Regions from separate parts of the Homo sapiens genome. Here region 1 is linked to region 2. A link is an interaction called in ENCODE POLR2A ChIA-PET data of the cell type or tissue named here. Cell type or tissue: PC-9. All regions are shown on one strand. Each heading gives the region's core, and the rest is flanking DNA. Links, peaks and the distances in the headings are about the cores only.

Region 1 (4,398 bases), core at 101-4,100, 550 kb after region 2:
AAGTGGAAAGGGAAAAAATTAAAGTGGTACCTGAAAAAGCCTGGATATAGTATTTGAAGCTATCAGAAATCCAGGCATCTACCCCTTCTCTCTCTCTTTCTTGTCTCTCTCTCTCTCTATCTCTCCCCACCTCCATATGCATATGAGCATATGTGTGGCCAGCAGAGAAGAATGTTATTCAATCTCAATCCCACTCCTAAATTTATTGGGTCCCAGAAAACAAATATGGCTGCTGAGGGGAGCATCTCCTGGGAGTTGTGGCATGGTTATTACAGAATTGAGATCACTATCATGTCTGTCTGCAAGTCTTTTTCTTTTTAACTTAACATTAACATTTTCCCATATCATTAACTATTTGTGAAAATATTTAATATGTGTGCTTAACAGTCTATTCTCCTCTTGTTTATGATTTAGTTTTTACCCCAATGTTTTTCTAGTATTATATAAATAATACTATGTTGAACATGCTTAGACTTATTTTTGTGCCCATACATATTTCCTTAGGACAAGTTCATAGACATGAAATTACTAATTCCTAAGGATCTGGAATTTTTAGCTGTCTAATGGTGAAAATTCTTAAACTACTACTGTTTATAAAATATCACTTATAAATACAGTCTTTCTTAAAACAAGAATATTCAATATATTCATTCTCTTGCACACACAATGAAATTATTGCATTAGTTAGGAATTGTAATTTAGTGCAAGTTGATATAGTTTTCTCTTTTGAATTGAATAATATTTTAGATTTGAGGTAGTGTTTTTATGTTGTAAGTATGACAAATATCAAAAGCTGAAGCCATTCGTTTATGTACTTTTTAAAATGTTGGAGTAAATTCTTTTCTTTTCTAGACTTTGCTGTAAGTATCTGCAAATACAATGCCACATTAGTCTGTGACGATGCTTAGCTTAGCTTTGAGAAAGCATCTTCTGGAGTAAAGCAAATTTTGTTTAAGATGGAGTTTACAGTGCCTAAGAGAATAAATGATTCACACATTTGGAAATATAAATACTTCAAGCAAGATCTATCACAAGGCACATACAAGCCCCAAAGGCAAGCTCCGTATGTTCAGGAGAGAGCACTGCTACCAGTGGATTGTTATTCTAATGAACCACTTAGTGAACAATACTGTAATCATTTGCTGACACCTCATATTTCCCCAACTAGAGAGGTATCCTGCCTTGTCTATCTTTCTTATCCTTGCAACTACAGTGGGAATTCAATATGTGTTTGTTGAATTGAATGGTGGGGCAATAAACAGATAGATCTATGAAGGGATGGTAATCATTCATGAGGACCTAGGTAGTGCTCCACAGTGAGCTGAATGGCCACTGAATTGCTCAGGTTCAGATATAGAGAGGAAACCTCGAAGAGAAAGAGGAAGTCAGTGCCACATCTTCCAAACCATTCCTCCCACCTTTGATCTCAGTGGTGGAAGCCCAGTGGATTCTTCTTGCACACTGTACAGATAAAACCAATTCACTGCACAGATAAAAACTGAGACAGCAGTGTTACAGCAGAGAAAGAGTTTAATTATCACAAGGTAGCCCAGCAACAGGACAGGAGATTTTTCTCAAATCCACCCCCTCAAGAGATCAGAGCCTAGAGTTCTTAAAGATAATTTGGTGGGCAGTAGGTTAGAGAATGCTGCTAAGTGGTTGGGGATGAAATAGGAGTGTCCAAGCTGTCTTCCCATGCTGAGTCAGTTTCTGGGTATGAGTCATAGGTCTGGGTGGTGTCAGTTGGTCTGCCAGAATGGAAAAATCTGAAAAACATCTCAAAGACCAATCTTTAGGTTTTGACAATAGAGATGTTATCTGCAGGAGCAATTGGGAAAGTTACAGATCATGTTACCTCTGGGTACATGACTGAGCAGTAAGCTATTATAGAAAAGCAATCTAGGGGATAATGGCTGGTTATCATTTAACTAGCCTACATTTTAGCAGAATTCAGCCCTTTCCATAATCCTAAACTTGTGGCCTTTCATTAGTCTTACAAAGGCAGTTTCAGTCCCCAGAGGGGGTCAGTTTGGGGAGGGACTATTATCATCCTTGCTTCAAAGTTAAACTACAAGCTAAATTTCTCCATAGTTAGCTTGGCCTAAACCCAGGAATGAGCAAAGACAGCTTCTGAGGTTAGAAGCAGGATGGAGTCAGCTATGTCAAATTTCTCTCTCAGTCATAATTTTTGCAAAGGTGGTTTCATTGGAAGGAATCAACTATGCTACTAATAGGACTGGTAGAAACTAAATTTCTCCACATCCTCTGTATATCTGTTATATTACACAGACTTACATTGTGTATTTGTTTATTTATAGTGCCGGTGAAAAAAGTCAGGCTCTGGATACAGCAATGTAATCTTTAACCTCTAAGGCTCTAAGCTTCATTGCAAAATGGGGATAATGGTGGCACCGACCTCAAAGTGCTCTGAAGATTGAATAGGAGAAACATATAAAGGACTCAGCTTTGTGCCAGGCCCATAGAGAGCCATCAGCAACCATTGGCCTTCATGATGCTGAGAATGTTAAAGCAACCTAAATATGGCCTGAGAAGGACTCTGTACTTCTGTATTTGAGTCCTGGTGGATGAACTGTAACCTAGCTTAATAGGCAGACAAAATTGAAAAGCTAACTTAGTGGTATGCTGTAACAATAGCTATGTCTTGGCCAATCCCAGTGGCCATACTTCAATTCATACACTGCTGAGCATTCAAACTGTGTTCAAATAAGGCATACACCGAGCTGTAAACAACGCAGCCATTCTGTACTTCACTTCCAATTTCTGTATGTCATTTCCCTTTTTCTTGTCTATAAATCTTCTTCCACCATGTGACTACGCTGGAGCCTCTGTGAATCTGCTGATTCTGGGGGCTGCCCAATTCACAAATCGTTCATTGCTCAAATTAAACTCCTTTAAATTTAATTTGGCTGAAATTCTTCTTTCATCAAGAATTAATGTGGTCCTTGCTCTACCAGTTACTACACATTCAAAGTTTGTAAAATACTTTCAGCTTTTGTCAGGTTAAAATCCCATACTGACTCAACTGAAGGACATAGATCAAAAATGGAAATGCCATTTGATAAATGTGCTTGTCTAAAATTCATGAAATGCTAAAAATTAACTTCTTAAAAATCCAACATTTCTTTGTGACTAGATTCAGAAATTCACCCAAGGTAGAATAAAAACCTCTAGAAAGGTAAAGTACCCAGGGAATATTTCCTGCCCCTAAATCTTTTTTCTTCTTTTTTTCTTTTTTTTTCAGAAAAAGTCTCGCTCTTGTCCCCCAGGCTAGAGTGCAATGGCGCAATCTTGGCTCACTGCCCCCTCGGCCTCCCAGGTTCTAGCAATTCTCCTGCCTCAGCCTCCTGCGCAGCTGGGATTACAGGCGCCTGCCACCACACCCAGCTAATTTTTGTATTTGAAGTAGAGATAGGGTTTCACCATGTTGGCCAGGCTTGTCTTGAACTCCTGACCCCAGGTGAGCCGCCCCCCTTGGCCTCCCAAAGTGCTGGATTACAGGCATGAGCCACCGTGCCCGGCCTCCTGCCCCTAAATCTTTTGAAGAACACTACAGCTTTCCCATTTTGTTTACACCTATACTCCCTAATACCATTATTTGCTTTTACACATAGCTATCCTATTTTTTTTTTAATAAAAAGGTAAACCTCTACTGCTCCCATATTTTAACCAATAGCTTATTGGATATTCTGTGTAAAGTCTATATCAATTTCCTTCTTAATGAAATATGAATCTGGGCTTCTAAGGCAAATAGTGGTGGGCTACTCTCCTGTTAGTGGCACCCCATGGAAAAAATTTCTAAGGGCAAAGTGAATGAATCAAGGTCGTCAACAGTTTTACTGATCTTTACTCATCTTTTGATGCCATGGACTGGTACCAAGTATGAGCTAAGCTCTTTGAATTCAAAACATAACCCCAGCTATTGATTTTAATAGAGAACTAGCTCCTTATCATTAAACGTGTGAGGGTCTGTGGGAACCTTGTTTATATGGGTCTGATAACAGTGCTTACTGGAATTATAAGGGGCATGCCCTGACCCCCTGCACACAAAGAGTTTCAGATTACTTTTGGGTAAATTGAATGCATAAAGAAGAAAACAATAAGCATTCCTCCATGCGCAGGCAACGTGATTCATGGCCTCACAACAGTAATTATAACAGAGCCTGGCCTTGCTGTCTATTTATAGTACTATCAGAAATAAGAACTGGAGCTCAATGTTTTCAAAACAAAAGCTATAATTTTTGAAAATGACTTTTAACATTATATTTGAGAATACAACTTTCTCCGTTAACTAAGGGTACATTTTACAGTACCAAAAGTACTGTAAAAGAAGTTATATTAATTAGATTTTATCCTTCTGAGAGTACTTTAGTGGGAATT
Region 2 (4,398 bases), core at 133-4,132:
AATACCACCTTGGTTTCCAAGAAATACAAATCTAAAGAAAATGTGATGGACACAAGCAATCATAATTTTTTGGTTGTTTCTTTATCATTTGCATACCATATTCTTATTAGTGATAAGTTACACATTTTTCACTGAAGAAAGGAAGACTGTTAGGAACTCCCTAACTCTCCCCATCCTCCACAAATCAATGAAAACTATGAACATATAATGAAGATGAAGGGAGTAGATGCTATCAGGTGACAAAAATAAGCTGAGCATAGAATTTTGTTTTAGGTATCCTGAAAACTATGATTAAAATGCATGCCCACATTATCATCGAAGTGACAATATAAGGTATATAAGAAGCATAAGACAAATTTAAAAGTTTCATCTGTGGCCCGGCGCAGGGGCTTACGCCTGTAATCCCAGCACTTTGGGAGGCTGAGATGGGCTGATCTCTTGAGCTCAGGAGTTCGAGACCAGCCTGGGCAACATGGCAAAACCCCATCTCTACAAAAAAAAAAAAAAAAATTCTTTTAATTAGCTGGATATGGTGGTGCACACCTGTAGTCCCAGCTATCCCAGCTACTTGGGAGGCTGAGGCAGGAAGATCACTTGAGCCCAGGAGGCAGAGGTTGCAGTGAGCCAAGATCATGGCACTACATTCCACCCTGGGAGACAGAGCCAGACCCTATTTCAAAAAGAAAAAAAGTTTTCATTTGTTAAATGTCTCTATCAATCCTGAATATCTAATCTAATAAAATAAATAAATAAATAAGAGGTAGGATTTGATTTTCTCTGAGCTCTCACCTAGTTTTAACACTCTAAAACCCATGCAGAGCTGGACACTGTTATAAAATCAAACTGTGACAGGCTTTTACAGTCAATCTGAGTTGGGCTTAGTTTTGAGAGCCACTGAAGAATGGAAGAGAAGGGCAATTTTAAAACTCTAATACCTTTATGAAAGTGCTTTCATAAATATTGTCTCCTTGAGCTGCACATTAACTGTGAACAGGTGGGAAATTTCAGGCTCAGAGAGAGTAGGTGTCTTCCCTGAGGTCACTGGCAAGCAAATGGCAGGTATGGAGCTCACACCTTCACCTCCTAGCCAGTCCCCTAGGCTCCACCTAATGGTATTCCAGGGAGTTTGAAGTTGTGAGAAGGGACCTCAGGCCTCTTGGCTAGAGGTGGGAGCACATTTCCAGGGATGAATGATGGGGTCTGGCTTAATCTGCACCCCTTTCCCACCCCGCAGCAGAATCCCTAGGAATACATTCATGTATATTTCACACTAGTCCTTTCAAAATATTTATCCTTTCACTTACTTCTATTATTTGAGATAAGATAGCTAGTCCCAATTCTCTCTTCCTCCTAAACCTATTGATTGGGTGTCCCCAAATCACACATCTTAAGAAATGCTTATTTCCTCTGTTTTTCATTCCCACTCACTTAAATATCACCTTAAGTATCACCAAGGGGATGCTTCACATTTAGCCCTGATGAAGCAAGGGGCTGTAAATACTCCTGGTTGCTAAACGGTGATGAATTTGAGATTCTAACCTGTCGAGGACAGTGTAAGAGACCACCAGGCTCATTCCTACCTAGCAGCATCCTCATCTGACACTATCTTAGATGAACAAAAGCTGACTAGAGGCAACACAGGATTCTAAGTAAACTACTTTAAAAAAAAAAAGAGTCAAATTAACAAAATAAGTGAAACAAACAGTAAGTTGAAGGGATATCATCTTACAAAACAAAACTTCCTTTCTCACCCCTCTGGCCTCCAACTCTATGGACAAGCGAGGAACAGGCAAACATAAAACACAAACCACATGCAACGGCCTTGACTGCCTTCTGACAAATACCTTTGCATTAGAAAATATCCTAAGAAAGTCAGAGAACTAATTATAAGGAGGAAAAGGCATGAAGGTAATGAATGTAATTTAGATAGTAAACATCCGCGTTTATCTTCCCCGCCATGAACTCCCAGCAAGTACGCCCTCTCCTTAACCTTCATCTTAAGCAAACAGGAGGTCATGTCAGCCAAACCAGGGTCCCTGAAGATTTCAGAATAATATTTATTACTATTTTACAAAAGGCTTCTGGGATACCATTTTTTTTTGTAGAATTAATTTACATGATTGAATTTGAGGCACGCTAGAAACATCAGAAACCTCCCCCTGACCCACCATAAGGACAAATCGCTCACTGTCCAGATGCCCATATACGGCCAGACTTCCTCCTATAAGTCTGACAGCTCCGTGTATGCATTGCGTATGGGTCTTGGCTCTGAGTCACATTCCTCCGGCATGTTTCCCTGGGAGCTTTGATTTCCGCTTTGAGGGCTGGCACTGACTCCTACTTGCTCTTATAAGAAAATGTCTACAACTAAAAGTTGAAAATGTGCAAGATTCCTTCTTTAAGTACACAAACACTCCAACTCTGGCCACTTTTCTGTAGTCCTGCCAGGTTTTCTCTGTGTCTGATACCTGATCAAGAAACCTTTTTTTTTTAGGGAGGAAAAAACAACAAAAAACTTAAGGGAAGGAATGTAATACATCCACAGCTGAACATCTTACAAGACTTAACCAAACGACCAGTACAAATGATGCCCTAGTAGACACACACACATACCTTATATAGCTTGGTAAACAGGACTCAGTGGCCAGCTTAGTTAATTCCTCATTTTACCACGAGGAAAAAATGCTCTCTAAAAAGCATTTGCTAGATAAATACTTGCTTACAAGTCAAAATTAGTGCATCTTAACCATTTTGCACACAAATTCAAAGATCTTTTTCTCCCAACTCTGACCTGCTGTCAATCAAAGGGGCTGGGGTAAGTCAAAGTTGGATGAAGTTATAAGAAGCCACTATTTCCCACTTTACCGCCCAGGCACACACAAACATTTGCTGAGTCATTGATAATAGTGCAAGAATTCAGATCCCATGGCATGAATTATGGATGGAGTATCAGCCTTTCCCTTTGAGTTTCCTGGCATTTGATGGTCCATATCACAATAAAAACATACTTCTGAGTCTGTGAATGTCTTGGGTGTCTTCTCTCATTCTCTCTCTCTCTGGGTGTGTGTGCATGTATGTGTCTGTCTGTCTCTGTGTCACTCTCTTAATAATAGTCTTTTAACTCCTTCAAAAAGAGTTTTGATCATAAAGCCTCAATCTAACCTGATAATGCACAGAAACTTTTTCTTTCCTGAGATTTCATATGTTCTATATATTTCAATATGCTTATTTCCTCTTAAGCAACATTAAAATCATCTATTTGGAACTGACTATAGATTTTTTTGAGACTTCGAGGGACTATGAGAATTTTATAGTAAAACCAAATTCTTTCTTTTGACATTTTTAACAACAGAGCAGAATGGTAATATACTTATTATACACAGAGATTGAAAAAAAATCAAGAAAATCTGAAAAAAATAAAGCACCAATTCCCTGGAATTTTCATCTACTCAGCCCTCACTGAACCCTATTAAATTAAAAAAATTATGATTACTTTCATTTTTTAAACAGAAATGGGAATATGGCTCCTACGTGTGACTTCCCTGAGATCTGCGAAAGGCAGTTCCAAGAATACAACCTAGGCCATCTAACTATAACCCAGTACAACAATTTATCCCCTCCATGAATGAGTCTCCCTGCTGCAGGCATGAAGATGGTGGTAGCTTTCAGACTCTCCTGAGGATTCAGAAATTCCCCAACCCTTCTCCCACCTACCTCACTCTGCAAGCTAGGAGAGCTCACCACCAAGCCCACATCCCACCTTAGGTGAGACTCGCACTGCACATCCCTACCCTTCCCCAGCCACCACACCTTTCCAACCATTAGAGGTAGATGTAATTGGGGGTTTAGGTCTTGAAAGGTTTCACTGTGGCTTCCCACATATTTTGGACTTTTAAAATCATCCACAAGGGAAGAAAAAGTTGAGGGCCAAGTTGCCTTTAATACACATGTGGCTATTAAGTTAACTTGGAATGTTCCTTCTTTAAATAGGAACTCTTAGGCCTCTTCTTTTTGAGGAATGCTTGGAAAGGACATTAAATAACAATGACGAAAATTCTTCCTGAGCTTCAGAGGGCACCCCCACCCCTTTGCTGGCCATTCACACTATTGACATGCAACTACACTCTATAACATGTGGCTGGCTTAACGAGGTAATCGTGCACAGATGATATGCTCTATGCTGAAGTTGGAGTGGTTATATTTCTTCTTGGCTATTTTTCAACAGACTGTACTGAAACTTTAAAAATTTGATCAGTTTAAACAGGCTGTTTTCAAATGATAAATCTATAATGCATTGTTTCTAAAGCCGATCTTTGCACCACAAACAGATATGCTTATCTTGAACCCATGCTCTGAAGCATCAACAACTTAAAGGAATCTACTCATTGGTAACACCAA

Evidence for each region. Peaks named below come from ENCODE experiments on the same cell type or tissue, not always from the same donor. Only the 100,000 strongest peaks of a DNase experiment are listed, where the experiment ranks them.
Region 1: POLR2A ChIA-PET joins it to region 2 with 11 read pairs; 1 of 35 experiments calls an interaction of 5 or more read pairs at or near these places.

Annotation. Positions count from the first base shown.
Region 1 is chr6:131,398,023-131,402,420 of GRCh38, reverse strand. All of the region lies in intron 3 of LOC105378005 (a long non-coding RNA gene), which reads left to right. Among named protein-coding and RNA genes, the nearest start is that of ARG1, 170 kb to the left of the region's middle. In PC-9, for the core only: no CTCF peak of the experiment used is centred there; a DNase peak (open chromatin) is centred at 1,780.
Region 2 is chr6:131,952,775-131,957,172 of GRCh38, reverse strand. The region is part of intron 2 of CCN2-AS1 (CCN2 antisense RNA 1); the gene reads right to left. Among named protein-coding and RNA genes, the nearest start is that of CCN2, 3.6 kb to the right of the region's middle. In PC-9, for the core only: no CTCF peak of the experiment used is centred there; no DNase peak of the experiment used is centred there; H3K27ac peaks cover 471 bases.